Linked DNA regions of Homo sapiens: region 2 is linked to region 1. Evidence: chromatin loops called from intact Hi-C (ENCODE). Cell type or tissue: heart right ventricle. All regions are shown on one strand. Each heading gives the region's core, and the rest is flanking DNA. Links, peaks and the distances in the headings are about the cores only.

Evidence for each region. A loop is a pair of places that touch in the nucleus more often than their neighbours do. Peaks named below come from ENCODE experiments on the same cell type or tissue, not always from the same donor. Only the 100,000 strongest peaks of a DNase experiment are listed, where the experiment ranks them.
Region 2: a loop joins it to region 1, with 6 times the contacts of the local background. A loop is called at or near these places in 43 of 110 quality-filtered maps.

The regions. Positions count from the first base shown.
Region 1 is chr15:91,698,373-91,713,960 of GRCh38, reverse strand. It overlaps the pseudogene TRY-GTA12-1. Among named protein-coding and RNA genes, the nearest start is that of SLCO3A1, 150 kb to the left of the region's middle. RefSeq lists a silencer at 1,277-1,511. In heart right ventricle, for the core only: a CTCF peak has its summit at 7,349 (motif pointing left); a DNase peak (open chromatin) is centred at 7,340; H3K27ac peaks cover 623 bases.
Region 2 is chr15:91,295,348-91,310,935 of GRCh38, reverse strand. SV2B (synaptic vesicle glycoprotein 2B) reads right to left here. Exons shown (of 13, transcript NM_001323032.3): 13 at 8,371-15,588. Among named protein-coding and RNA genes, the nearest start is that of CRAT37, 160 kb to the left of the region's middle. In heart right ventricle, for the core only: a CTCF peak has its summit at 7,924 (motif pointing left); DNase peaks (open chromatin) are centred at 5,941 and 7,862; H3K27me3 peaks cover 651 bases.

The DNA of each region.
Region 1 (15,588 bases), core at 2,656-10,655:
TTAATCTGATATGACTGTTGTCTTTATGATATGGCTTAGATATTTGTTTCTTCCAAATCTTATGTTGAAATGTGACCTCCGATGTTGTAGGTGGGCTTAGTGAGTGGTGTTTAGGTCATGGGGGCAGATTCCTCATGAATGGCTTCGGGCTATCCTGTATGTAATGACTGAGTTCTCACTTAGTTATTTCACATGAGAATTGGTTGTTTAAAGGAGCGTGGCACCTCCTCCTCTCCTTCTTGCTCCTTCTCTTGCCATGTGACATCCCTGCTTCCCCATCACCTCTGACATGACCAAAAGCTTCCTGAGACCCTCACCAGAAGAACATGCTGCTGCCATGCTTATACAGCCTGCAGAACCATGAGCCAAATAAGCCTTTTTTTCTTTATAAATTACCCAGCCTCGGGTACTCTTTATAGTAATGCAAATGTGACTAAAACATCTTATATAAGGGGGAAATTTAGACACAGAGACAGACATGAACAGAGAGAAGATGGTGTAAAGACACACAGGGAGGAGCTAGCCATGTGGCTGGAGTGATGCGCAAGCCAAGAAACACCACGGATTGCCAGCAAAGGCCAGTGGTAGAAGAGGCAAGAGAGGATTCTCTTCTAGACCTATCAGAGGGAGCATGGCCCTGCCAACACCTTGATCTCAGACTTCCAGCCCCCAGAACATGAGACAATAAGTTTCAGCTGTGTTAAGCCACCCCATTTTGGGTACTTTGTTAGCACAGCCCTGGGACACAAATACCATCAATATTTATGAGGGCCCATCAGGTGCCCAGCACCGTGCCAGGCTAGAGATAGAATAAGACATAGGATTTACAATCAAGCACTGACAGCAGACATTCAATCAAAAATCCACAAATAAATATTCACAGTTGCCCTATGCACTGTGAAATAAAGGAGAATTCCTTGGTACAGGAACACTGGATTCTAACCTCATCTGGGGGTCAGGAAAGGTTTCCATGAAAAAAAATGAGTTTTAAAGCTGAGGCTAAAAGGGTCTCAGGAGTTGGAGAAGGGTATTTAATGGTCATGCACAAATATTCTGGGGAAAGAAAACAGTTTGTGAAATCATGAATACAAGGACAAAAAGAAGGGGTTTGGGGAAAGGTAGAGGAGACAGCCAGGGGCCTGAGTGTGCCCGTAAATATCAGCGTTCAGCAGGAGCCTCCTGATTCCAATTGCTTGTCTAATTTCCACCTCCCACCCCACCTGAGCATCGGTCCTGGAGGATCTGTACCGTGCAGGACCAGCCTTATCTGGAAGAGCTGATCATTTGTACCACTCAGCCAGCTTTGCACTCGGCCGCTCAAGGCCACCAACCCTTGCCTTGCCTAAGTCTCAGTCAGAGGGGCACCTGCTGGGAAGATGAATGTGACTTGCTTTGGGCTTAGCTACCATTTACCCAAACTCAAGGGTCTGGAAAAGGTCTCCTTAGTTACAGTCAAATGGTCAGTAACTTCAGTTTATGGCCGTGTCTTTTTTCAATTTCTTAGAGTTCGTGACTTTGAGTTCTGCATGAGTAAAGGAGTATTTTGGCACAATAGAAAAGGAAATGATTTATTATCCCTATTGCCTCAGACACGGATGCTATGGCAACATCGAGGCTCATTGCCGGCCCTCAAGTTGTGCACCCTGGGTTTTTGTCTCAGATCTCTCATTTTCACAGTAACCTTCACTTTGGACTCTTTATGGTCCATATAAAGAGAAAAATAATAGTGTCTGCTTCAAATTAAAGTTCTTGGGAGGATTAAATAAAAAAAAACACTTAGCAGAGTACCTGGCTCTTTGCAAGCACCCAGTTGATGTTAAGGAGTATTATATTATTAATATTGTTATTACTCCTATTAATTAAAGCCTTTTACAATAGGAGCACACTTTTAGACTTTCAGGCGACTAACTACATTCCCATATTCTTCATAATCAAGACTAAGCATAGGTAAGTGGTTAGTGGCTATGATGTTAATTAACTTTCTCCAGTAAAAAGGGACAGAGGAAAACTCTGCACTTAAACAGCTGATTCGATACAATGAGGTCTATTCCGCAAAGTCTGTCACAGGGGGCCCTCTGCTTTCCACTCAGAGGAAACAGAACTTAGAGAGCAAAAAGATCACCACTCCCCTCCTTTTTAATTAGAAAGCACTAAGAAGATGAAAACGCATAATAAGGCTCTCCAGTAGTTAAGTGTAATTCACGCAATGTGTGCCTGGGGACTCTCTCCATCATTACTCCAAGAGGCCGAGCACTACAGTGAGGAGCTGGCTATGGCAGAGCCTGGCATCATCAAGAGTTCAAATCTCAGCTGCATCATTTACTAGCTGTGAGACATTTACAGGGCAATTAAGCTTTACTGAGCCTCAGTTTCCTCGTGGGTAAATGTGACGATAATGACACCTATATCTCAGTGTAGTTGTGAGAGTGAAAGTTGGTAATGTGGTAAATGATGCTACTGACTACCATATGTTGAAAATATGACACATCCGAGGACATGGGAGGCACCCCATGGACATTAGCCCTTGGTATTATTTTGGGAAAACTCAAGCATCCGGCATAGACTCTTTCATGTGTGAGATCGTGGGTCACAAGAGATTTGAAGGGGTCATTAAGTAGATGGCAGCACTTTCATTGTTTTCTGAGTTGAAGACTGAACCTTCAAAATCAAATAGGCTGTGTGAACTCAGGAGTAAAAACAGGTATGGAGAGGGGAAAAGAGAGTAGAGGCAGGGAGAGTCTCAAGCTTTTTTTATTGAAGCTTTCAGACTCTAGAAAATTCTTGGCAGTCAGGGTTAAGTGGCGTAGACTAAAGGAGTCAGTGTTGCACAACGGTTAAGTGAAGAGGCTGTAAACCCAGACTGGATGGGTTCAATTCCCATCTCTGCCGTTACTAACTGTGACCCTCAGCAAGTTAAATTAGGTGCCTTCATATACTCATCTGTAAAATGGGTGTAAAATAGTGACTGCTTCTCTGGGTAACTGGCACTTAGTCCAGTGCTAAGCATGTGGCAAATATTTAAAAATGTTAACTGTTAACAGACCTGAACTGACTTGCTAATTTGTCTGCAAATTAGCAAGACAAATTTGACATTTTAAATGACTGTCGGGAACTAATTTGTTTCTGGAATTAATTCAAGGTTATAACTTGACACCTTATTATTCAAGTATTAAGTCTGGCCAACATTTTTCCATTTTGTGATTTTGTTACTGAAAAGCGGTCCCAATCTAGACCCCAGGAGAAGGTTCTTGGATCTTATGCAAGAAAGAATTCAGATCAAGTCCACAGAATATAGTGAAAGCAAGTTTATTAGAGAAGAGGTAAAAGAATGGCTACTCCATAGGCAGAGGAGTGGCAAAGACTGCTTGACTGAGTACACTTATGATTATTTCTTGATTATATGCTAAACAAGGAGTAGATTATTCATAAGTTTTCAGAGAAAGGGGTGAGGAGTTTCCAGAACTGAAGGTTCCTCCCTTTTTTAGACCATATAGGGTCACTTCCAGACAGTGCCATGGCATTTGTAAGCTGTAATGGCCCTGGTGGGAGTGTCTTTTAGCATGCTGATGCATTGTAATTAGCATATAATGAACAGTGAGGACCAACAGAGGTCACTTTCATCATCATCTTGGTTTTTGTGGGTTTTGACTGGCTTCTTTACTGCATCCTGTTTTATCAGCGGGGTGTTTGTGACCTGTATCTTGTGCTGACCTCCTATCCCATCCTGTGACTAAGAATGTCTAACCTCCTAAGAATGCAGCCCAGCAGGTCTCAGCCTCATTTTACCCAGGCCCCGTTTAAGATGGAGTCACTCTGGTTCAAACGCCTCTGATGATTTTAATCAAGCCACTTTGATTTTGACCTTAGAGATCCCTGAGATAGAACAAGTATATGTAAATATTTCAGGTAAGACATTTGATGTAGTGGGGAGCCCAATGCAAAGGCTTTCATTATAAGTGCACCAATAATTTCAACAAGATTTCACATTACAATCATAAGAGTTAATATTTATAATATTTGAGATTTATAGAAACCATCACAAATATTAACTGCCTTTGTTCTTTGAGTTTCCCTCCTTTGCTCTTCAACAGGTAAGGTCTGTCTATTGATTCGGGGAAGGCAGGCAGAAAGTTTGCTTTGCTTTCATTTCCAAAATTCCCAGCCTTAAGGGAAATGCAGGTGCCTCTGAACTATTAAGTGGAAAGGATTGGAACGAGGAATGGTAAGTGAGGGCGATAGAGATATTAGTGGGTCCTGAGGAGAGAAATGCACTTGAACCTGAACTCCGATTCCTGGTTTTGAGTCCCTGAGAGGGTCAAGACCTCAGGGGAGTTTGGGAGACCACGCTTTGCTGAAAAGATAAGTTGATCTTTGCAAGATTTGTGGGAAATGTACAGTTCTGCAGTAAAAAAGTTGGTAGGTCTTCTTCAAGGTTGACCAATGTCTAGGACCCATCATGGAGCTTCTACCCTTGATGTCATCTAAACCTACTTACCTCCCAAAGGCCCAATTTCCAAGTTCCATTGCACTGAGGGGTTCAAATTCCATATGAATTTGGGGCAGATGGGCACAGTTCAGCCCAAAGCACCCAGTCACCCCTCCAGCCCCCATTCTGCCTGTGGAAGTTCCATGCTCAAGTCCCCAGGACCCACCCTTACACTATAGTTCCCAGCCTGGGCTTCTGCTCTGCCAAGAGTAGAAAATTCCACCACTTTAAATCGTCCCCTGCTCCTACCTCTCTTTAATTTGTCTTCTGCTCTATTTTCTTGCTCAAGTCAGCTGATGACTTTTCACAAAAGGAAAACGCAGGTACTTCTGGGCAAAGCAAGAAGGGATGCCCTGTATCACCTTCTAATAGCAAGAGGCTGGTATTCCTGGAGTTCTGGAGCATCTGCAATTGGATACCTTACGGCTGCTCCCTGAGATCACTGACTGACTTCTGAGATGTGTGGCTGTGGTGACGGGATGAAGTAGAATAATAACCTGGATTCACTGGACCCCAGGGATGTGTTTTTCACATTGTGTTTGCTCTGTGTAGACCCAGAGTTCCACAGATACACAAGGGAATGGGGACACTTTGTGGGTGCAGCTCTGACCAGTGGTCTAGGTGAACTTGCTTTTATTGGCTGGTAAGAGCCAGTTGTTATTTTTTATAAATTCTGTGATCTGGTTGTTAAACAAAACCATTAAAACTCAAAGTAAATAAACATGCAATTAAATAAATTAGTAAAAATAGAGAAAAATACTCAAAACTCACCATTTTTAGTTATTTTACTATATTTTTCCATTATCTGTGCTCTTGAGATTCCGTACGTCTATTTTAACTATAAGGCAAAACTAATATATATTATATATAACTAATATATAATATATATAACTAATATATAACGTATGTAATGAATATATCTTACAATATATAAATATATTATACTGCTACTGCGCATCTCTACCCAATTCTGTCTTCAGTGAAATTGACCAAGGTAGGAGTATTAACACACCACAGAAATTTGGAAAAGCTTCAAAACAGAACTTTTCCCCCTACGAGAACCAGTTGTTAATATAGTTAACATAGGCTTAGGGGTTTGGAAAATCTTGAGGAAGACCAGAGCAGAAGCCTAGGCTGTGAACTATGATACAAGGGCAGGTGTTGGGTACTTGAGCATGGAACTTCCAGAGGCAGAATCGGGGCTGAGTGGTGACTGAGTGCTATGGGCTGAATTATGCACCACCCCCTATGTTGAAGCCCCAACTCTCAGTGCGATGCTGTTTGGAAATGGGGCCTTTGGGAGATAATTAGGTTTAGATGGGGTCATAAGGGTGGAAACTCCATGATGGAATCAGTGTTCTTATAAGAAGAGATAAAAGAGAGTTTGCTGGCTCTTTTTCTCTCTACCATGTGAGGATACAGTAAGGAAGTCTTGAGGAAGTGAGCTCTCACCTCTCAAGAAACCAAATCTTGTAGTACCAGCCTCCAGAAGTGTGAGAAATACATTTCTGTTGTTTAAATCATCCAGGCCATGATATATTTCTGTAGCAGTTTGAGCTAAGACACTGGGTGAGGAGTATGAAAACACTACAAGAGGAGTGATGCAGGGCTCTGCAGGAAAGCCCAGGGGTCCTGCCAGTCAGAGCATCCTAACAAGGACATTGGTACCCTATGAAGCCCTATAGTGGAGACAACAGGCAGCTGAAATATTTTCAGACTTCAACCTGTGTCAGTCAGCGTATAATAAGGAGACAAAAAGCACACCAGTTATTTTAACAGAGAGAATTTAACATCAAGAATTATATCTAATTCTGTGAAAAAAGTCAATGGTAGCTTGAAGGGGGTAACATTGAATCTGTAAATTACTTTGGGCAGTATGGCCATTTTCACGATATTGATTCTTCCTATCCATGAGCATGGAATGTTTTTCCATTTGTTTGTGTCCTCTCTTATTTCCTGGGTACTGGTTTGTAGTTCCCCTCGAAGAGGTCCTTCAGATCCCTTGTAAATTGTATTCCTAGGTATTTTATTCTCTTTGTAGCAATTGTGAATGGGAGTTCACTCACGATTTGGAACATACACCATGGAATACTATGCAGCCCTAAAAAAGGATGAGTTCATGTCCTTTGCAGGGACATGGATAAAGCTGGAAACCATCATTCTCAGCAAACTAACACAGGAACAGAAAACCAAACACTGCACGTTCTCACTTATAAGTGGGAGTTGAACAATGATAACACACGGACACAGGGAGGGGAATATCATACACCGGGGCCTGTCAAGGGGTGGGGAGCTAGGGGAGGAATAGCATTAGGAGAAATACCTAATGTAGGTGACGGGTTGATGGGTGCAGCAAAACACCATGGCATGTGTATACCTATGTAGCAAACCTGCACGTTCTGCACATGTACCCCAGAACTTAAAGAATAAAAATAAAAGAATTATTATCTGGGTATGAAATAGTTATCTAGTTAAGTGAGGGTAAAAAAAAAAGACAAAGGTTTCAAGGTGTCAGAACAGCAGAAGTGGCAACCTCCTCCAGGGTTGGAGGAACAAAGGGAAGATCTTAAGTTTTTTTAAACGTAGAAACTCCGAGGAGGAATCCTGTGAATTGAAACTCAGATCCTTCAGGGGCCTTGTTGCTTGGTTGCAGCTGGGCTCTATGGGGCTGGAAGAGAGCAATCAGCTGCTTTTTGCAAATAGTGAAAAAACTAGTTTCAGCTGTTGCCACAGGAAGAAACCGCTGCTGCGGAGGGGAAGATAGCAAGGTGAAGGAGACTGTCACAAGCTGGAAGGAAACAAAGGAGCAAGTTACTCATCTCTCTTGCAGCCGCACAGTCTCCGTCTGGCGCCCTCTGTTGGTAGTGCCTATTCAAACACCAAGTGGATGTGTGACTTTCAGAGAGCTCAGAGAATTGACACTTCTGGATATGGTGTAAGGCTGCCCCTTGAAGTGGGAGATGATTAAGCCTAGATAAGGGCAAGAGCCTGAAGCTCAAGGAGAGACAGCACTTCCTTCTGCCAAATCCGAAACTGAAAGAAGAGATGGCCCCAATGCTTTCTTGCCAAAACGTTGCTTTGACTACTCTAATGTCAATTTAGGAAGGAAAAAAACATTGCTTCAGCTTTTTTAAGGGTTGAAAGCTTAAGGAGCAGTGTTTGGGAAATGAGTCAGAATTCTGGAAAAAGAATAAAATAGATATTTGAAAGAGAAGGATCTGAAACCAAGTGAAAGCCTTGATAAGCACATTTCTTGTCAGCATCTATTTAAGTGGCCCATTTAACATAGGGTGCTGTTAAGCTATTTTTTCATTAGATAGGAATTTAGTCATCTTATATGTTTGAGATTTTTAGGTATATTTTAAGTTTCAGAATCTTCTCTTATTCTCAGCTGACCTCCTTTCTAAAAAGAAGTGAGAACTCCATATCTCTGCCTTGGCATCCAGTGACTATCAACAAAACCCTAGTAGGTCACCTTTTCTGATAACAGTATCTGCCTCAGTAGAGAAAATCTTTTGTCCTCTAGAAAAGTATCTTAGCAGCTGAATCTCAATAGCTATGATCTACTGCTTACCTTTCCAGGGGAGGGCCAGGCTCCTTGGTTAAATGCTACAGGATGTAGCAGTGAAGGAGGTATAGTTCCTGCCTACAAGAGGTCATAATTTAATAGAGGAGGCAGCAACACAGCCAAGACAGTACTTGGAGGAGCCATAACTCTGCCCAAGGGTGGGTTAGGGGGCTTGAAGTAGTTAAAGAGTGGGCAATCTGCAGATAAAATGGCACATCTGTGGTAGCTTCTGAAGAACAAGCAGTAGCTTGCTAGGTAGAACAGCGAGAACATTCCAGGCAAGGAGAACTCTATGGTGTGAAAGAGGATTAACAATAGGGGGGGCTACAGAGAGGTCTCTGAAGATAAGAGGAGGCCAGGTCATAAAAGAATCTTACACGTTCTTTGAGGCATTTGACATTTATCCTGGAGGTGATGGGGAGCCATCAGAAGAAGCTGCTTATGCAGCAGCTGTGCAGTCACCAGTGTCTAGAGATGGCCCACGACAGAGATACTTTCATTCCCCCAAGAACTGCACTTCCTACTCCACATGGCTCATCGCACAAAAACCAATTGCAAAGGCTTAGACACAGAACTGTTGTTACTGATACTTCTGCAAATGCTAAGCTTTGGCTGTTCAGAGCGAGGCCTCCAACTAGTCCCTTCCTCTGTCTGCTTTGAGTTATATTAATTATTGTTGTGTAACAAACAACTCCAAAGCACAGAGCTTAAAACAACCATGAATTGTCATTGCTCATGGATCTGCAACAGGGCTGGTGTGGCTCTGCTCCACGTGCTTCTGATACTTCTCCTAGGACCAGCAGGCTATCCTGGGCATGTTCTCCCAGAGATGGCAAAAGAGCCAGAAGGTGGGTGAAACATGTGCATCCTCTTAAGGACTAGGCTCGAAACCATTCACTGTGTTATTGGCTGATGTAAATGTCATGGCCAAGCCCAAAGTCAAGGCTCACGAAAATACAACCTGCCCACAATGAGGCCATTAAAGCTGTGAAAGCAGAGAGGGATGAGAAATTGGAGCCAATAATACAATCTACTACACCCATCTTGGTGACTTCATTCTATGGATCCTTTTTTCCATTTTCTTCTTCCTCATTTGGATGGGCACTAACAGATGAAAACTTAAATTTCAAAATGAGTCTCAGGTCTCACTTCAGGTGGGCTACTGATAGTATATTTCTTGTGGTGGCTTTGTGCAGTGTCGACCTGGCTAAGCTAGAACTACATTTTCTGGAATTCCCTTCCCTGTTCAGTGAGCCCTGGTTGGGGTTGGCCAAGACAGAAATATGTCCCAGTTTTGGAAGTTAAGAGTCATATCATTAGGCACTGTCGTCACTCATGATCTTGGCATAGTGCCGCTGCCAAGCCTACCTCTCCTTCAGCTTGTGCAGGATTTCCTTCGTCAACTTCTCTGAATCTTGGCCAAGGTATACATACAACTCCCTGGTAAAAGGCACCAGTATGACCTGCATCATTGAGGTTGGAAACAAAAGTATGTCCAGATTCATTCTCATGGGTTCCAGTTTGTCCTTGCTTCCTCTGTTTCGTGTCCATCTTTTCTTTCTGATTTATTCCACTGTTGACTTCAGCTCTAACCTCAAATATAGAAGAAATAGCTTTACATAGACTGCTTAATAAGTTTTCACAGTTTTTTAAGGTCTAATTCTCATAATAGTAAATCTCTCATTCTCTCATTCTGTATTACTCATTTTGATTCTGTTTTTAAAAATCAAACCCTGATACATCTATGATTAGAATAGGTGATTTAAAATAGTTGAAAGGCAGATCATGGGTTGGTCCTATTTATTTGTTCATTCATGTTTTCATTCATCATCTGTACATTTACTGGGCATCTGCTACACGGTAATCCACTTACTCTGGATATAAAGGTCTATAATATAACTTCTATACAATAAGAGTCGCTGCCCTGGAGATAATCACAGTCTACAGAGAGCAATGCAATAAAGCAAGAATGATAATGCAATATGGTAACTGCTAATAATAAAGAAGCACAAAGTAGCACATGTATAGAAATATAGAGAAAGGTGTATCTCAAGCTGTTTGGGGGTAATTAAAGATCTTCCTAAGAGGTATTGAATGAGCTGCAATTTGAAGGATGAGTAGAAATTCATCAATGGACTAGCAGTTTCACTAGCAGTGTAACTTGGACAAGTTATTTAAATTCAGTGTCTCAACTTCTCATATTAGGATACAATATTGGGATAATAATTGTGCCCGTGTCACTGGGTCACTGTGAGGACGACATAAGTTAATACACATAAAGTGTTTAGAAGAGTGCCTGGCTTATCTGGTGAAGGCTGAAGAAATATAGTTACTATTGTAACTAACTGTTCCTATGATGATCACTTTTTGTCCTTGGTTTACTGTGCTCACTCACATCACTGGCCTAGAACAATGGAATAATGCTGAGCAAAGTAGTGAATAAGTAGAATAAAGAGATGAAAGAATACAAACTCCTGTGTCCTAAAATGCAATCTGTCTAGTGAGACAAAGGGCTAACTAACACTTCAGAGAATAGACTGTGATGCCATTCAAGTTTCCTGTAGAAACACCAATTGTGTATTTAAAATAGTGGCCTGTCTTATCTCTCTTGCCCTTTCCAAAATTCATTATGCTTGTAGAGGTTCTTAGAGACTAAATACTCTGTGACCATAAAATATCATGGCATCAATAATGGTTCTAGCCCCCAAGAAAACAATCCATGTGAAACCCAGCATTAAATCAAAGCTGAGCCACTGAAGGTGAGGAAGGAAAGGGTCTATAAACTGTGTCAAAATAGTGGGTTTAACCAACAGAGAAACCATATGATGAGAAAGATTATAGTGATGCGGAGGTTGAATTGCATAAAAAAAGAAAAGAGAATTTCACTGACAACGAGGCAAAGATTTACAGGAGAAAAAAAGAAGCAGGAGAAAGCAGCAAGAAGTGTTTAAGTGAGGACTAAAATTTTCAAAGTCATTTGTGGGCGTGTGAAAAAAGAAGGAGGCCACGGATTTCCTAGAACTCAAACTGGGAGGAATGAGAAGCAAAGTCTAGGCAAACAGAGAAAGACATAGATGAGATCAAGTTGGAGGCAACCTTAGATCCACAAGGGAGCTTTCAAAGAGGGGCAGGGAGAAAAATTAGCATAGAAAGCCAGCCCTGAAAAGTCAGAGGCTAAGGTGTTATGGAGACAAAGGAAGATGGCTTTAAGAATTCATGAAAGAAGAAGCTTATGGTGGAAAGAAGGATTTCTTAAAAAAAAAAAAAAAATCATGAAAAGAACCCCCTGGGAAATGATGGCTCCATTCAACAATATTTATTGAGCACCTATAATAGACCATATGCTGAGGTCTGTGCTGGCTTTGGAGAGATTAAACAACAATGACATACACCACCATAATCACCATCATGACCGTCAAAAATTGGCCATGTCTAGTGATGCACAGCTGAAAGTGTCTACTTCTCCATTGGTTTTACGGAGGAATTTTATCCGCTCATCACAACAGCCCTGTGGGAGTATAGAGGGCAGATATTGTTATTTTAATTTCACACACGACGGAGTGCAAGCTCAGGGCGATCAATGAATGGCCCATTTGGCACAGAGGCCAAATGCACAGTGGGACTGGGAGACCCAGCCTCCTGACTCCTGTTCCCAGACCAGTCCATGCTGCTGCCATGTAATGAATACCATTTGTGATGATTAAACTCGGAGCATTTTCTGTGATACTTATTAACGTATATTTCTATTTTTTACTCCCAGAACAGTATTCTTCTAAGAAGCCTGAGGCATTTTAAACATTTCGAATTCTGATGCATTCAACCATCCTTAGGAGGCATAGAATGACACACAATTCCTAAGTGGTAGGTGCTTAACGGAAAAACAGAAATATACCAATTCACATTTCCTTATTTAAAAAAAAAACTCTGACCTCCTAGTAGGAAAGTAAATGTAAATTAGTAATGAAATGAGGTTAGAGCCAATAATGAAGTCAGAGCATAATGAGACAGTCCCAAGGAAGATCTGGAATATTTGTATTCAAAGCCATTTGCCCAAAGGGTCCCAAGTTAAAAAACATGAAAGCGAGGCCTGACCACACAGACCAGTCAAATACACAGGATCAGAAGGATGTCGAGGCTGGACACAATCCTGGAAAATTGGTTTTCACAATATGGCCAGTTTTTTTTTCCTCTTCTCATAATTGCATTTTTTCCATATCATAGGGTATACATTAATTGATTTGGTTTGTCAGAAACTCATATTTTCAGGGTTCTCTGGTTGTCTAAGTGTTGACTTCCTAAATATACATGATTGTTTTCACAGGTTTGGTTTATACTAAGAGGAACTAGATCTTTTTCAGAAAAGGAAGTTACATGAACATTAATATTTCTTCTTTTACTCAAGATTCCTATTTATGGCTGACTTCACCTACCTATAGCATGAACAGCAATCTGGATTGCTGCCTTCCTTCCTCTCCTCCTTCATGGAACATCCCTTCCTTCAGGGGGTAACACTGGATCCCCGGATTTCTGTCTTGCTGCCTGTGCACATAGAGAAAGTCTCCAGTTCACCTGCTCTAACCCATTCTTCACGCGACCACCAGGGAGGGCGTTTTACATGCAGCTCTGACCATGCCATGCCTTTCCTCAAAGCATCTCGACGGTGCCTCGCTGTCTCTAGGATTAACCTCAGGACCCTTATTTGGTGTACAAGGTCCTTCCATTTCTGACCCTGCTTTTATCACCAGTCTTACTTTCTTTTAAATTGCAATTCATTTACGTTCCAGATGTGGGAGGCTCATGTCTGCTTCTGTGTCTTTGCACATGTATGACTGGAACATTTCTTTTCTCTCTTCTCTACTTTGTTAGGCCTGTGAGCTTCTATACATCCCCCATATAAGATGCTCCACCTATTTGTCCCTTACTTCTCTATCTCACACTCATCCTGATACAATTAACTTCCATTTTCCTTATCTATTTCTTCTGCTAGGGCACTAATAATATAACATGTTCCACATATGTAATATTAAATTTTCTAGTAGCCACATTTTTATAAAGGTAAAGTCCCAAGTGATTAATTTTAGTAAATATTTATTGGACCCAAAGTATCCAAAGTATTATTATTTCAACATGTAATACATATGTAAATTATTAATGGGACATTTTTCATTTTCCTTTTTACATTAGGTCTTATAAATCCAGTGTGTATTTTATGCTTATAGCACATCTTGATTAAGATGCTAAATTTGCCTTGGAAATGCTTGACCTGTACTTAGATTTCATGATATTTAGGCTTTATAAAAAAGACTCACATTCTTATTCTTCCAAGCATATGTAAAAGTTTTCCAGTAATGGAATTGAGTATTCACTTTTAAGCTAAAATTAAGTGAAATTGAAGAAAATGACCAATGAATTTCCTCAGTTGCATCAGTCACATTTCAAGTGCTCATAGCTGCAGGTGGCCAGGGCTGGGCTACATACTGGGCAGTGCAGGTCTAGTCAGTGAGGTCCTTAAGGTCTCGTGGTTCTTCCAATTGCACAGCTCCAGGGGCCACTCCTCCCACTGTGTTCTGCTCTTTGATGGGACAGCCAAGGGATATAGTGTCTCTTTCCTCTCCATGCTTCCAGCACCCAAGACAGAGCCTGACATACAGCAGGTGCTTAATACATATCTGAACAAATGAATAGTTGGGACTGCAGGTGAGAAGTGAGGGCAAAAGAAATGAATTTCACTGGGCTCTCAAGTTTCAATTTTTAATGAAGATGTGTAAGCACAAAGAAGCTCCCAGGTTCTCCTTCTGAGTGACAAGAGATGTCATTTAGTGAGATTAAAAAGAACAAAAATCCCTTAGCTAACTTTATTTCCAGAAAGTTTTCCCAATTTTTAAGTGTCTCTGTGATTCTGGATTCCATCCAGACCCCAATATGGCACTGTCAGGCCTTGAAAGAATGAGATTTCAGTGGCAGGCTGGTCCCCACGGGAAAGGAGTTCCAGAAATGTGACAAGAGTTTTAACAGTTTTCTAGGGAAGATGTAAGAGCTTTGAACACTTCTGTAATAAAGCTTAAAAAGGAAGAGTTTGAACATCTAATTGCTTTGGCCTTGGTAGGGGTTATGCTAGAATGGTGCAGAGGCAGATGGCAAAGACAAACCTAGCAGACCTTCTCATCCCTTGCATGCAAAGAGGCACTCCCTTTGTGACAACTCCACAGCCCCAAAAGTAGGAAAGAAAGAACAGAGAGAAGGGCAGGGAATGTGGAAGGGTCCAGAGACCTGAAAAAATACAGTGTGTGTTGAAAGGGCTGTGGCCACACTGACGGTTTATTTGGAACAAAGTGTTCACAAATCACTGCCCTTGGCCTAACATGTTTAATTAGTGGGCCAAGATGGAGAGCGTGTCACTGCTAGAAGCAATGCCACAGAGATGAGTAGTTTGAACCTGACTTAGGGAGCATGTGGGTTCTTAAAAGAGACAAGGTAGCAGGCGCATGTCTCAGATATGTGGTTCCATAGCCAACCCCAGCTACAACTGCGCCTGGTTTGCGGCAAGAACTCAGTGACTACTTGAAGCTCTGGGACTCTCCCTGCCAGTCATTCTCAAACTTCAGCTGAGGACAAATAGCTCCTTCCAAAATGGAAGGGTCCAAAGAGAGCAAGCACTTTGCCCCATGGCACTGCTCAGGGCCATGAAACTGCCTTATACTCATCTTTGTTTACCTTTTTCTATACTTAAAGACAAAATAATCCATATATTCTCATCCTTAGGAAATATATTTAATTCTTTCTTGGAGGGACAGGACATTTCAGCTTGCCTTTACCCACCCATCAGCACCAGTTGGAGATGGGAATGGATTGAATTATGTGAAGCAAGCAGTGCCTAAAATCTTTTGCTTCCCCTCCCCAGATCAATGTTCTATGGTTTCAATGTTCTATGAGCTAGAGCATTGTAGAAGCTCAGCTGAACCATTGCCATCAACCAATAGGCTTATGTCTAGGAAATCCTTTCAAGTAAGAAGAAAATCTGGGGATGGGCAAGGGCAGAGAAAAAAGAGGGAAAATTAGAAAACACCGTGCCTATCTCTACGTAGTGGATGCTGTGATATGCCACCCAGGTCCTGCCTTCAGGACAAAGGCACTCATTCCCCCACCTGCTTGGAGTGATTCTTTCTGACGGTGCACAGCTGAATTTCTCCCAAAGAATTGCCCTCAGAGTAAGGCAGCTGCCTCAGCCAAGGGCACACCCATTCCTGGGGCAGCCTACAATTAATAATTGGTCAGTATAGGGATTCAATGGCCAGCCCCATTGCCTCAATTCAAGACAACTCCGGAGGGCCCTCCCAGCTCTCGAGCTCCCCGTGGGATTGGCTGAGGCCTTTGTTGAGACTGCACGGCAGCTCAGCTCCCCACTCTGCCCAATGCTGCTTCCAGCTCCTTTCCCTCTTAGCACTGGAACAAATCATCTTTGCTTCAGTTGAGCACCAGATGAAATAGTTGGCTTGACTTCAGGGCCCATGATATAAGAAAAATACTCATTTTC
Region 2 (15,588 bases), core at 4,896-12,895, 410 kb after region 1:
ATGCCTGTCTTGGATAAAGGGGGATGTGATCATCATAGTGTCTGCAGACCAAGGAGGATTTTCAGGACAGTGAAAATACTCTGCATGCTATTATAATAATGGATACATGTCATTACACATCTGTCCAAACCCATAGGATGTACAACACCAAGAGAAAACGCTGATGTAAGCCGTGGACTTTGGGTGATACTGATGTGTCAATGTGCCACTCTGTTGGGGGATGTTGATAATGGGGGGAGACTGTGCAGATGTAGGAGCAGGGGTTATATGAGAAATCTCTATACTTCCTCTCAATTTTGCTGTGGGCCCAAAGCTGCTCTTAAAAAATATATAGTCTTTAAAGAAGGGGCATCTGCCCAATGGCTCAAGAGAGGTGCCTAAAAAGTATATAGGCTGCAACGCAAGTGCAAATTAAAACCACATTAAAGGCGGGGCACAGTGGCTCAAGCCTGTAATCCCAACACATTGCGAGGTGGGTGGATGGCTTGAGGTCAAGAGTTCGAGACCAGCCTGGCCAACATAGCTGAACCTTGTCTCTACTAAAAATACAAAAAGTAGGTGGGCGTGGTGGCACACACCTGTAATCCCAACTACTAGGGAGGCTGAATCAAGAGAATCACTCAAATCCAGGAGGAGGCAGTTGCAGGGAGCCATGATCGCGCCACTGCATTCAAGCCTTGGTGACAAGAGAGAGGTTCAATCTCAAAAAAAAAAAAAAAAAAAAAAACTCATTGATTGAAATATCATGACACCCCTATTATACTAGCTAACATATAAAAGAGAACTAAATGTTGGGGAGGATGTGAAACAACTAGAACTCCTGACAAGAAGGTAAATTGGTACAACCACTTTACTTTGTTTGGCACTATCTATTAAAGCCGAGTGAGTGCTAATTCTAAAACCTAGCAGCTCCACTCTGAGATACATACCCCACTGAAATGCACACACATCTTCACCAGAACACCTGCACCAGAATGTTCATAGCAGCACCACTTTGTGAAAGCAAAAAATTACAAATGATCCAAAGCCCCACTGCTACCCAGAAAGCAGTGCTCACGTGAAGGACATTAATTAAAGAACTCTCAGAATCCTCACCCGTGGAGGGAGGGAAGAGAGTAGAATTGGGCAGAGAGAAGTTGGGTGGGCTGCAATGCAGGTCATCATGGCCTCAGCTGACCCCACGGGAGAGCTCTGAATCTGGGATAGCGCTTCCTAGTTGTCCCAAGTTAGGGTGATGGGGCTAGACCTTCATGCCCCAATGTCAATCAGCACTGGATGTGGGCTGCCCAGCAAAGGAGTGTGACCCTGGGCAAGCAGCTCTCCTCCGCTGAGACAGCAGGGGAATTTGTCCTGCCGTCCTAAAGAGGGAAACTAGGCACCACAAAACAATAGAATGGATAAGTAAAGTGAAGTATATTCACCCAGCAAACGAATTGGAGTAAATTTGCCCAAGGAAATACAATACAGTAATGAGAATAAGCAAAACACAATCCTACATACATATTGATGAAGATATGAAGAGAATAAGCAAACCACAACCACACAAACATACTGATGAAGATATGAAGCCAGATTCAAAGGAGAACATAAGGTTGGAGCCCATGTGTTGAAAGCTCAAAAACACACACACAATCCATGATTAGGATAGTGGCTTCTCTGGTAGTCGGGTTAGAAGTGAGAGGGGCCACAGGAGGAGCTGTTAAGATTCCATCTTGATCTGAGCTCAGGGGACCCCGGGTGTGACCACCTGTGGAAAGTCATTGAGCTGCACACATATGACCTGTGCATTGTTCTGCATGTATTTTATACTACAATTAAAAGTTTTGGTAGTTGGCAGGGGCGGAGGAGGGGGGAAGTGGGGAGTGATGGCTCAGTGGTATCAGGTTTCCTTTTGAGGTGGTAAAAATGTTTTGGAATGAAATAGAGATGATTATTGTGCAACACAGAGAATGTACCAAACGCAAGTGAAGTCTATGCAGGGTGAGCATCCCTAATTCAAAAATTCAAAATCTGAAATGCTCCAAAATCTGAAGCTTTTTGAGTGCTACCTTGACACCAGAGGTGGAAAACTCTGCACGTAAAGTACTTACCACAAACTTAATTTTCTGCATAAAATTGTTTAAAGTATTATGTAAAATTACATTTAGGCTATGCGTATAGGGTGTATATTAAATATAAATTAATCCCATGTTTAGACTTGGGTCGCATCCCCAAGGTATCTCATTGTATACATACAAATGTTCTAAAATCCAAAAACATCCAAAATCTGAAACACTTCTTGTCCCAAGTGTTTCAAACAAGGGAATATTCAACCTGTCCTTTCACATGGTTCATTTTATGTTATGTGGATTTTACCTCCACAAAACTTTTTAAAATTAAGTTTTTAAAAACAGAGAAAAACAGAAGTCTCTGTTGAGTTGAAAAAAGGATGGAGCAATAGACAAAGAGGGGTAAGCAGTGAATTAACCACAAACTGTATGTCACACAAGCAAGAGATTATCTGGCTGTTGTGGCCTGAAGGTAGGAGGAAGTTTCACTTGCTTTCATCCTCTCCTCCATCCGATTACCCAAGAGCTAGGCCTGTGTGGAAGGAGAGAGGAGAGTGCAAATCAGAAAGAATTAGAGTCGTCAACGTCACCCTCCATCCTCACCTCCTTCCTTTTATCTCCCCACAGAGTCTGGTGGGCTTCAGGGCCAAGGCAGACCTAGAAGAGATGTGGCAGGTGCAGCGTTGGAGGCAGATTAAAGGAGAATGATAAAGAGAATCTTCCCACGGACCCACCCATCCATCCTAGTTCAACAAGGTAGCTCCCATTACAGGGGTTATTTTATCTATGTAGCACCGAGACCCAACAATGCCAGCTAAATCAGGCATCACTGTATGGCCGATCCCAAGGTTTCTTTAGAATTGTTACACTCAGCCATTGCTCCCTTAATTTTATATTACTAAAGATAACTCTGCTTTGTTTGACAAAAATGCATCTGGAGTACAGAATCTTAAAAGAGAATGTGCCCAGATGGTAGAGGTATTTAAGGAAATACAGTCTTCCAGTTTGGGATTTTGTAAACCCCTCTGATTTCATTTGTATGCTTTTCCAACTCCCCCTGCTTGTTGCCCTTACACCCTGTTCAAGTTGCCAGGGGCGTTGTGTGGTGTAGCCATAGTAACCATGAAGCCTCTCTATGCTACCCCCCACCACACACACACACACACACACACACAAACTTCACATGCTTCACCCACCAACCATAACTTCACTCAAACTCCAATCGTTTATATCCTGAAAAAGAACTTAAAATAACAAATACCAAAGTTGTATGAACCTCCACATGTTGTGTTTTTGTCACTACATCTAATTGCTATTCACACCAAAGGTAAAAAAATATAAATGGGATTCAGTGGCAGATTGCTTACAGTTGAAGACTTTCTTTTTAATAGACAGGAGAATAAGGATTTGCACCTTTCCCCCTCCGCTAGAAGGTGAGTTGAAATTTAAAGTGGCCTTAAAGATGTGTTCCTTCCTGATTGTTTTCCTTTTCCTTGCAGTAATAATTATTCTTGGCTAATAATGTTGGTTTTTAAGGCAGGTAATTAGTGCTTCCAACACAGTCATTGAATTTCCTGAAAGCAAAGACATTCTATAATCCGGGTCCCCATTAACTGACCAAGAACTGAATCTCAAACTACCAGAGGCAAGAATTCCCCTGTATTTGCATCAGTCAGGCCACACCTGGCTTGGGGCAGCCAGCTCGCAGGAGACTGATTTCAGGGGGATATTAAAGAATAGATCCACATTCAGGGGCAGGAGACCAAGTCAGTGGGCAAATGTGCACACTGGGTCTTAAAATGAAGCCATGGAGAAATAGGGAGTCATTGGTCTAGAAAAGAGAGTAGGACTTTAAATCCCAAAGTCTGACTTTTATGTGAAATGATCTCTGAAGAGCAGAAAAAATGTCTCCTATAAAAGGAGTATCATTAGCCAGAGAAGTACCTGCCCCAGGTACTCACCACCCTCCAAAGCAAAGGATGGGGAAGTCTCACCATGTGTTCTGAGAAGCCCCTGTTTCCTGCCCCGACTTGCTGAATTCAAGAAGCCCTCCAAGGAAGACATCTCCATCTCCTTCTCACTCTCTTGGTCTGTTTTTCTAGCCTGGGTTACCCAGAGTAGAGCCTGAGATAGAGGCTTATGTGAGAGTAAGTTTCTTTGAAAGGGTGATTCCAGGCAGCAGGGCTGAGGACAGAGAGAGCAGGAAGCAAAGAAAGCCGATACCAGGATGCATTTGCATTCTCCAATGGGCCCTCACTCTGGGGCCACTTACATCTCATGGAATCACCTGAGAAGTCACAGCCAAGTCTCCGGAGTAAGAAAGGGAAGGAAGGCATTTATTGATCAGCTCCTGCCCCTCATTGGTCCAGGGGTCCCCCAAGAGACATAAGCTCCCCTCCACTTCACAGCTGAGCATTTGTGAGTATTGAGCACGTCTTTGGGCGTGCCATGCTGTGTGTCAAAAATCCGTGAGGCCCACGCTGCAGGAAGCTTGTCAAAGCCTGTGTAGATTGACTGCCACAGCTGCAGCCATTTAAATAAGAGGCAAAGCCAAGAGCACATGGGGTGGTGCACAGGAAGTATCTAATACCCTGCAGGAGAGTAAGTAATGGGTAGGGCAGAGCATAGGAAGACGCCGTCCTGGAATTCACAGTCATTTCTTGAGGGTATAGTAGTAAAGACCTGACTGCCCGTTTCTGACCCAGGAATGCAATTTCCTATTTCCTTCTCTAGAATCTTCTCCAACTACTATCAACTGGGCTTGATTTATACCACCTGAAACTCTGCCTGGATCCTCAGGCACACACCCTGTCTCCCTCTGACCTGATGGAATGCATGAGGCTGACCCAAGCCCATTATTTAAGATTCTGGACTTTTTCTGCTTCCCCCGTTGGAGAAATCAGAATCTCTAAACACACCCTCCTTCTGCAGTCCTAGAATTTCGGATGATGACCTTCCTCTTGCTTCTGTGTGTACCACCAGCTGTCCCCTTCTGACCTGGCCTTGATCCGTGACCCGGCCTCCTCCCCTTCTGCGTTCTTCTGTCCTCCTCATCTAAGTCATTCTCTTCCTCTTCTCTTTACCTTCTTTCCTTTGGGCTAAGCTTCACTGGGGGATACTCTATATGCAGTGTAAATTAGATCTGAGAAGTCGATGCAAATGCAATATTGATTTTTTATGCAAGATTAGTGGATAGTCTATGTTTTTGCTTGCTGAAGTTTCTTTAACAAAATGATGAAGTTGAAGTTCTTTAATATGAGGCAACCCCAAAAAGTAAATACATAAAGATGAAATCATGAAGACATGTAATTCTAAACCAGCCTATTGGTGTCTCACGTATTAACTCAGACTCAATGAGACCTGAAAAACAAAATTTTGAAAGAGGCATCATTTCTGCTAAACTTCACTCAGTCTCCCTACATCTCTATTCCATGGAAGAAATTCCAATTGCCTTCATTCTTTACGTAGCGTGTGGTCTCCTAGAAACTAGGTCTCACTTACAGGAATCACCTGTGCTTCCTAGTGTTTTTCCCTGGCTATTCATAAAGGATTTCTAATTCCATTAGGAGTTTCACCTGGTTATTTCTGAAAGTTCACAAGGAGTGACAAACATTTGCATGTGTTTTTTCCATGTTCTTCTACCTGCCCTGGTTCACCACATTGATATAACTACCCCCCACAAGGTCACGTGAAGGTGATCCTTCCACATCATCACCATTGCTATTTGGTGTCTCTTCCACTCCAGCGAAAAAGAATTCTGTCATGCAAACAAATGCCAGGAAGGTCCATTTCAGGAAACACACCAGGACTCACATGAAGATAATTTCCAGGTCCGTCATTTGTCTGTCTTTTCTGGTCTGCTTTCTCTGTGTGCTCATGTTTGGCTGTGGAACACTCTGGAAATGGTCCAGTCCCTTCAAGCCAGACTTAGAGTATCCTCGTTCTTTCGCTACGCTTTCTGGTGCCTTTTCTACTTATTCAGCTCCAGGGGAAAAAGTTTTATTGAATGCATGAAACATGAAACACTTTTTTTTCCTTAGAACTGTAGATTCAAGGAAAAAGAAGGACAGGAGAGGCAACTCACGTTTATGAACAACAGGTGAGAAAAAAAGAGGCTCAGGGAGCTCCCTCACCTGCCCACGCTTACCCATGTGGAGCCAGGATTTAAACCCAGGACCTTCCAACCATGAGTCAATCTCCCTATCTCTTTTCCTCTCCCCTCTCCCAGTGTCCCCGTCTCCCCCTATCCCCCCCTCTCTCTCTCCCTCTCTCCTTCTCTCCTCTCCGCCTCTCCCCCGTCCTTCCTCCTCCCTCTTTTTCTCTCTCTCCTTCCCTCTCTTTCTCCCTTTCTCTTTTCTCTCTCTCCCTCTCTTTTTCTCTCCCTCTCCCTTCTTCTCCCTCCCTCTCTCCTTCTTTCTCTCACTTTTTCTCTCTCTCTCCATCTCTCTTTCTCCCTTCCTCTTTCTCTCCCTCTCTCTCTACTTTCTCTTTTTCTCTCTCTCTCCCTCTTTTTTTCTCTCTGTCCTTCCTTCCCTCTCTCTCTTCATCTCTTTCTCTGTCTTTTTCTCTCTCTCCCTCTTTTTTTCTCTCTGTCCTTCCTTCCCTCTCTCTCTTCATCTCTTTCTCTGTCTCTCTCCCCTTTCTCTCTCTCCCTCCCTCCCCCCTCTCTCTCCTCCTGCAGTAGGTTGCTTCCTAGTATCTCTGATTATCTTCTTTTAGCCTCCACTGATGTAGCTACATGCAGTTTTCTGTCATTACTTTGTTGGCATCTCAGGTGAGATTTGAATATAAAACTAACCCCATTTTCCCTGTGGATACCTCCTTTTCCTTTTCCCTTTAAGCTAGCCTTGAGCCTAGATTGCCTTTCATATTACACTGGCAGATCACCTGCCTCTCGCTCCCTCTGTGGAAAGCACTGGCGAGGAGTAATCAAAGCACGGTGCACCCTGTCAAGTATCTCCAAACGAAACAGAGCTCACAGGGCACGCACTCCCTTTCTTGTGACCAACCAAGACTCACATACAGGAAACTCTATTTCTGTGTCTTGCTTTATATGCATTCCCAAGTGATATTGTTCTTACTGTAGAAATCAAAACTTGGAGAGACCCTACAGCCATTGTGTCTGCCGCTTCTGTTTTAAAGATAAGGAAAATGAGGTTAAGCAACCAGCACAGGCTCTCACAGCCTTTCCCTAGATCTCAGAAGTGAAGGATGGAGTCAAGAACTTCAGGGCTTCCAAACCGAACTTCTCCTAGTACATTTTACTGCCTTTGCATGTATCCTGTGCTGAAAACATCTGCTCCCCTGAGCTCAGCTAGGACAGTGACTATTTAATATAGTTAATGCCAGGAACTTTCACCCCACGTATGGAAGAGTTCAATCTTTGAGTAGACACCTTGTGAATACACAAACCAACACTCCCTTCTGAATTCTCATTCCTAGCACATTGTCCTTACAGATTCCCAGGGGACACCAAGAGGTTTTTGCCTATATAAAATTAACTAGCAACAGTAAATGGTGAAGTCCTAATTAAATAAGCATGGGTTAAAAGCCAGTCGTCTGCTAAGATGGTGAAGGGTGTCCCCATCCCCATGTTTAATAAATGATTGCTGAATCCACAATTCCTCTAAAGTTGATGGGAAAGTTTCCATCTTTCAGATAAGAGCATATTATCAACGGTTAAAGGATATCCCAGGCCCTCCAGCAAATGCCTTCTGGAATCATCTCCACATTCAGACCCATCGTAAACAACAGAGGGGCAATACTCATGCTTCGCAAAAGCCGTTCATTCCCCTTGGCAAAGGCGGGAGAGAGGGCTCACCAACCTTGGAGAAGCCTGGTTTACATCGTCAAGGTAGCTACTGCCCTCTAGTGTTGATATGGGAATAAAGCAAAAAAGTATACCTGGTTGAAACGAAACCGAACTCCACAAAGTTTTTCAATTACTGATGTGTCTCAGCAGCCTTGGTAGGAGCTTGGAAAACATCATCAGGTGAGGATATTGCACTGGAGCTGACCTCTTGTGGCTTCTAAAGTTTCTTTCTTTTTTTTTTTTTTTTTGAGACAGAGTCTCACTGTGTCACCCAGGCTGGAGTGCATTTTCTTGTGTCCAACCAAGACTCACATACCATCTCAGCTCACTGCAACCTCCACCTCCCAGGTTCAAGAGATGCTCCTGCCCTAGCCTCCCAAGTAGCTGGGATCACAGGCATGTGCCACCACACCCAGCTAAGTTTTGTATTTTTAGAAGAGATGGGGTTTCACGATGTTGGCCAGACTGGTCTCGAACTCCTGACCTCAAGTGATCCACCTGCCTTGGCTTCCCAAAATGCTGGGATTACAGGTGTGAACCACTGCACCTGGCCTCCAAGATTTCTATTTGGCAAATTCACATAGCTACTTTCATACTTGTTAAAATACCGAAATGCTTCCATACCAGTTAGCAAAAGGCCACCACCCTCAGCCCTCTGACAACCAGCATCACCACTCCAGAACCAGGTCCCTCCTCTGCACCCCCCAGATCTCTCCATCATCAGGTTACTAAAGTTTTAAAGCTCAGCAAAGCAGGAGCCACCAAGACCCGGACCCAGAGTTACAGCTGCAGTGTTAAGTCCGCATTTGAATCAATCTGAGAATTAACTCTTTTACATATGACACTTCACTTGCTCCTCACCATTCAACTCATGTGCTCATTCATCGGTCTATTCATCATCTATTGAGACCTACTACGTATCAAATACTGTGTTAGTCACAATGCATAGGGAAAATGAGGGTTTTATTAGGTCACAGTCTTGTGGGATCCTCTACATTAAGATGGTGTCTATAATAATTTGGTTAATATTGGCCTAGTGGCCCAGAAACATCTGCAGCAGATGACCCTGGCTTCTTTTGGAAGAGGTTTGGTGGGGTGATTATACCATACTATATGCCAGGTGATGAGCATTCAGAACTTGGCTCTGACTCTGAAAACAGGTTGAGCATTCCAAATCCAAATCCAAAAGTCAAAAATCCGAAATGCTCCCAAATTGAAAACTTTTTGAGCGCCAACGTGTACTCCAAGGAAAAGCTCACTGGAGTATTTTAGATATCAAATGTGCAGACTTGGGATGCTCAGCTGGTAGGTATAATGCCAATATCCCAAAATCTTTTAAAACCGGAAATCCAGAACACTTCTGGTCCCAAACATTTGGGATAAGGAATACTCAGTCTGTAGCTATTTGGCCTTTGACAAGTGACTTTCCTGTGTTCCAGTTTCCCCACTTCTAAAGGGAAGAAAATAACACTTACTCATTAGGTTATTATGAAGGTTAAAGGGGATAGGCTTTAAAAGTCTTTATCACAGTTCTTGTCATTCAGTAAATTTCATGTGTGTTTGTTAAATATCTGGATCACAAGGTATTAAAGATTAAACTGTATTCACCAATCACCAGATCAACTGTTACTACTATTTTAATATACCAAAGAACAAAAAAGGCATCGGTAATCAGAGCAATTCCACTATCCAGTGACAGTCAGATGGAAAAACATCTGAAGGGAGAGATAAATGAAACCACGAAAAATATGAAGAGAGACCAAAAGTGGGTTTTGTCAGTTCACATTTATAGCATCAGTTTAATAATTCAGAAGCTGCATTCACTATGCATAGAATTATTTACAGACTAATATGAGCAACTCTACATGGACATACGGTAAGCTCTATCTGGTCAGTTGCCAGTCATTGTAAACTGGCTAATGGGTCCCTTTGCCTATCACCTGCACCCTCCTTTTCATGACTCACAGCTTGTGGCCGTGTCCTCCGCTTAGCCATAGGACCACAGGACTGGTCAATGTGACATGGGACTGGGAAACGTAATGACTCTTAATTATCTCAGGTTGAAGGTGCGTTACAGAAAGATGGCAGGCTTCCAAAGAAACATCTTCCTCCACTGGCTACATGTCAGCACATTTGAACCAACAGTATTACAAATGCCTTCTATACCTATGAAATATTTTTTACAGTTCTTAGAGTGCTTCACAGGACCGCACACCTGGAGATAGCTGGATACCTGGAGAAATTGTATTAACTGACTTTGCTCTTAGGAACCACCATTCCGGGAGCGTGGTGTTGTAGCGGACATTACTACTCAACAGCTCACCTCTGAAAAGGTAGAAGAGGTATCCCATCTAGCCAAAGGATTAAGATAGTCACTTTTGTAGCAGTTGCTGTGGGAATGATTCGAGACCACTGGCCTGACTTTCAGGGAAGAACAGGAAATAGTCACCCACATCTGGGTACTCTCACCTCTCCCCAAAACCGGCACCTGTCTAGGCCACCTCCCACTGGAGAGAATGAAACCTGTTAATCCTTCAGAATTGCTCTTTGGAGCCCAAAGATTAATTTGAACTTTCCAAGTTTTGGCTACTTTGAAGTAGAAGAGGAAGAAGATTCACAAGTATGAATGACTATGGAAAGCTGAAACATTAAACTTTTAAGAGCCCTTCCCTGCACCTTAATCTCTTTCATCTACTTAACTCATTACATCAAGAACAGAGAAGTAACAACAAAAAATAGAGACACCCTTTTGGTCTGGTAGAGTTGGGGACTTCCAGGATTCAGATGGACCAAAAAGCTGAGACCAAATCTCACACACAAAAAAAAATAGTCAGATATTCCTCCTTCCTTGAAACCTGAAATTCATGGATAAGTTATTTTAATGTTTGGCCCATTTGAAATGTGGCAAAACTGCCAAATCTCTAACTACTTAGCACATATTTCAAACTTTAAAATGTCTTTCTATATTTTATCCCTTATGTAACCTGAATCAAAACTGACTAGTGCACAGCAAGTATATTAAACCAAACCTTGTGTGTATATATGCACACACTATGGATGGTTTGTTTTCTACTTTTACATGTCAAAAATATCTCCATGAACTTCCCCAAAATTTAATTTTAAGAAGTTGGGACCAGGCATAGTAGCTCACATTTGTAATCCCAGCACTTTGGGAGGCTGAGGCGGGCAGATCACTTGAGGCCAGGAGTTCGAGACGAGCCTGGCCAACATGGCGAAACCCCGTCTCTACTAAAAATACAAAAATTAGCCAGGCATGGTGGCGCATGCCTGTAATCCCAGCTACTCGGGAGGCTGAGGTGGGAGAATCGCTTGAACCTGGGAGGTGGAGATTGCAGCAAGCCAAGATTGCACCACTGCACTCCAGCCTAGATGACAGAGTGAGACTCTGTCTCAAAAAAATAAAAATAAAAATAATGAAATAAAAACTTGCGCTACCTTTCAGAAATCTTCTATTAAACCTACTGGTAAGCATCTATATATTTAAGGATACCTACCAAATATCCTCGTCCTGAGACACTTGTTATAACTCAGCAATGCACTCTACCAATGTTCTGATTGCAAATCTTTAGCTCATGATAAGGTTGATATTGCCACTGTAAAATGTGTAGCATTTAGGTTTTGGAAAATTATCCTTCTTAAAACCATTAGAATATCAATAAATAGATCATAAAATACATTTTTAAAGAAGTATTGTTTTGTCACTTTTAGTATTTTGGGTGTCTATGGGATTTGCTTTGCCGTTCTTTTGGAGGAATGTTTTAATAAAAAACAGTCATTTGTAATTTGCTCATCAATTGCTTATAGTTATGTTTGTAAGTATTTTTATGCAATTCCTTTGTGATAGAGTCCAATATCTAATTTTTCTGGAAAGCCACTTTATTTATAGTTTTAATTGACAAGTAAAACTTCTATATATTTATGGTGTATAACATAATGTGTGTGTGTATATATATGTATGTATATATACACACCCACATTTTAGAGTGACTAAATCAAGCTATTTAGCTCATGCGTTACCTCACTTACTTGTCATTTTTGCATTTTTGGTGGCGAATTGGAAAGCTATTTTTATAGGCCTTTTGTTCATACCCTATTGAAATGATCACTAATGCTGATTTAGAGAAATCTGAATTACTGAGATTATATATGGTAGGTAAGAAGTGGAGGACAGGGCCACCATTTTTAAATGGCTCATCCTCCTGAGTGACAGTAGCTGTGATTAAATAAACCTCCCTACCTAGCAAAATCATCAAATGTGGTGACCACATTAACTTTGGTAGAGGACAGCTTCTGAAAGACCTTTGCTTTCTAAAGGAATACATATTAATGGTCTCTGAAATTTTAAAGTATTTTAAGCCTGTAGGATTAAAGGTAAATGGACAGCTAAATGTGTGTTTTCAGGTGAAATGACAGTAAATCCTTGTGCTCCAGCTCATAAACTGAACCTTCCAGGGGGCATAGTATGGTCCTGCTAAATAAATCTCTTGCTCATTCTGTAATTAGCAATGACTATAACAACTTTTATTTCTCCATTTAACATTTGTGAGATAGCTTCAGTCTGTTTCATTTCATCATTCATCTTTTTGGAAATCTCGCTGCTGCCACAACAGCCATGCATATAAATTCCTCACCATGCCTCTGCAAATCAAACAAAATGTACTTTAAGCCTGCCTCACAATCAAAGGCTCTATGTGATTTATTTCCAAACGGTTCTTAGAGCTGGGCCTAAATGCGACACAGCTACATGCAAAAGCACAATGTTTTGGACAGGGTCAGAGTCCACTTAGAGAGAGAGAGACCTAGCATAGCACAAGACACACAGTAGCCATTCTGCATTCTGTAAATTTGTTTTCGAATGAGATCTATGTAGAGAAATTTGCTCCACTCTGTCTTCCTTGTCTAAAGGAGGAGGCTTTTCATCCTTTTCGGGAGACATTTCCAGGCACGTTCAGGTGGACTGTCTGCAGGTCAGGTTCACATCTAGTCATGTCTTGATCACCCCCGTGCATCCCTAGCTAGGGGGAAGCTTATAGAATCAGAGGTCCATCATAAGGCACAATGAATTACAGGATGCCACAAGCATATTTGTCTATGAAAATCTTCACCAGGTGGAAATGGCCAAAACAAAGATCACCAACCCCCAGGGGAAAGGGTTCAACCTCTGCTGAGCTTCCGAAATACTTCAAGCCCTGCAACCAGACACAGGCCCATAAGGACAGGACCTGAGTGAAACCAAGCAGTTTCTGGGGAAGGAAATATTTTCATTGACATTTTTGGGTTACTGTTGCACTACCACTAGTTGTCTCGGAGCTCTAGGAAAATGGTGATCATTTTTCACAGGCTGCTAGTTTTTGTGAGCTTCTGGTTGGGTTGGTTTTAAGTTATCAGAGCAATAGAACTTCCCTGACAAGTCAAAGTACCACCTATTGGAAGAGTGTCAGTGCTACTCAAAATATGGCTTGAGAATTGATGCCATCTATGTCACCTGGGAGTTTGTTAAAAAATGCAGATTCTTCAGACCCCACCCCAGATTCCAAATCCCCAGAATCCGAATCTCTGGGGATGGGGCCTTGAAGAGTGAGTTTTAACATCTTTCTGGGTGATTCTGATGCACGCAAAAGTTTAAGAAGCACTAATCCACCTATCCTTTCTGGCTTTTGTCCTTCGAGCCAAGACCCTCAATTTGGAGGAGGGGCAGCAATGTTCCCAGTAAATACCGCATTTCCCTGCCTCCTCTGCAGCAAAGGGAGGCTGGATCGGCTGCAAGGCACAGCCCCTTTGCCCATTGCCCTTCCTTCTGCTTCCTGCCTGAATTGTGGATGTGAGGTTCAGTGCTTCAACAGCCATCTCAGCCCATGAGGCAGCCTCAGTGATGGAAACTGCACTAAAAATCAAGGAGTCTGAAGGCAGAAGGAGCGTGCTTCCAACAATCAGGCAGAAGGAGCGTGCTCCCAACGATCAGGCAGAAGGAGCGTGCGCCCAACGATCAGGCAGAAGGAGCGTGCGCCCAACGATCAGGCAGAAGAAGCGTGCGCCCAACGATCGGGCAGAAGGAGCGTGCGCCCAACGATCGGGCAGAAGGAGCGTGCTCCCAACAATCGGGCAGAATGAGCGTGCTCCCAACGATCGGGCAGAAGGAGCATGCGCCCAACGATCGGGCAGAAGGAGCGTGCGCCCAACGATCGGGCAGAAGGAGCGTGCGCCCAAGATCGGGCAGAAGGAGCGTGAGCCCAGCGATCGGGCAGAAGGAGCGTGAGCCCAATGATTGGGCAGAAGGAGTGTGCTCCCAACGATCGGGCAGAAGGAGCGTGTGCCCATGATCGGGCAGAAGGAGCGTGTGCCCATGATCAGGCAGAAGGAGTGTGCTCCCAATGATCAGGCAGAAGGGGTGTGCTCCCAACGATCAGGCAGAAAGAGTGTGCTCCCAACGATCAGGCAGAAGGAGCGTGCTCCCAATGATCAGGCAGAAGGAGTGTGCTCCCATGATCAGGCAGAAGGAGTGTGCTCCCAACGATCAGGCAGAAGGAACGTGCGCCCATGATCAGGCAGGAGTGTGCTCCCAACGATCAGGCAGAAGGAGTGTGCTCCCAATGATCGGGCAGAAGGAGTGTGCTCCCATGATCAAAGGCAGCCACTCCAGCCCTGGCTTTCCTTCCTCCAGATTCCCTTCACATGAGAGTAAAACAAACCTTTAACTTACTATAAACTTATTATAAATTGGTTTCTTTGAATTTGCAGTCATATGCCATCCAACATAATCCCAGGTCAGTTAGCACAGATGCCCCCTAGAAAAGCCAGATGTGGAAGTGGAGACACCTTTCCCAGGGCTACGGGGATTCTTACCCCACTCACCAATGTCCCTCTTGCATTCCTGGCCCCTATCTCTTCTTCCATGTAACCCTTTCTGTAAAACTGATTAGGTAAAAATCGATTAGGTCTGTAGAAAATGGGCAAGGGCATCATTTCCCTTACCTGGTTTATAAAGATAAAAAATTGGTACACTCCTCAAAGAAAAAAAAATAAGAGGGAGCCACCACATTTGGAAATCCACAGCTGACAAGTAAAGTAGTAGCAATCCTTTTACACATGAAAGGTGCAGTTTGCGGATTGTAAGGTCATCGTACTCGGTGTTTATGGCCAATTTAATATCCGCTCACTGCAAGTGGAATGAGGCAGGAAGCAGAAACTGTGGCCAGTTTTTTCATCACTGTGTCCCCAGGGCTTGGCAGAGAGACTGGCCCATGGTCAGGGCTCAATAAGGATTTGCTGAATGAATAAATGGATGGATAAATACTAATCTTTTTATGTTTAAACTGATGCTTCCTCTCATTATAGTAAAGCCATCAAGGGAATAGTCAATGAATGGTCTCAGGGAATGGCGAGTATTTGTCACATTGTCCCATTCCCCAAACTGCAGGCTTCCCCAGAACTGTCATGAGAGCATCACCTTAGGCCTTCTCGCCCACTCCTCACATTACATGTAATCTGGGCCACATCGTTTAACCTCTCAAGGTCCCCATGTTGCAAAATAAAAGTTGAAGGAAGCGATTCTCAATGTTTCTCCCAGCTGATTCAATCAATTTTGGAATACAGAAGAGACCTTAGTGCCTGAAAATAATCTCTAACCCCAGTCCTTAAGGTTTTCTTACAGTTATTTTTATTATTTAGTTTTAATGAACTAACACAACGTAGGAGGGAACGCTGGGT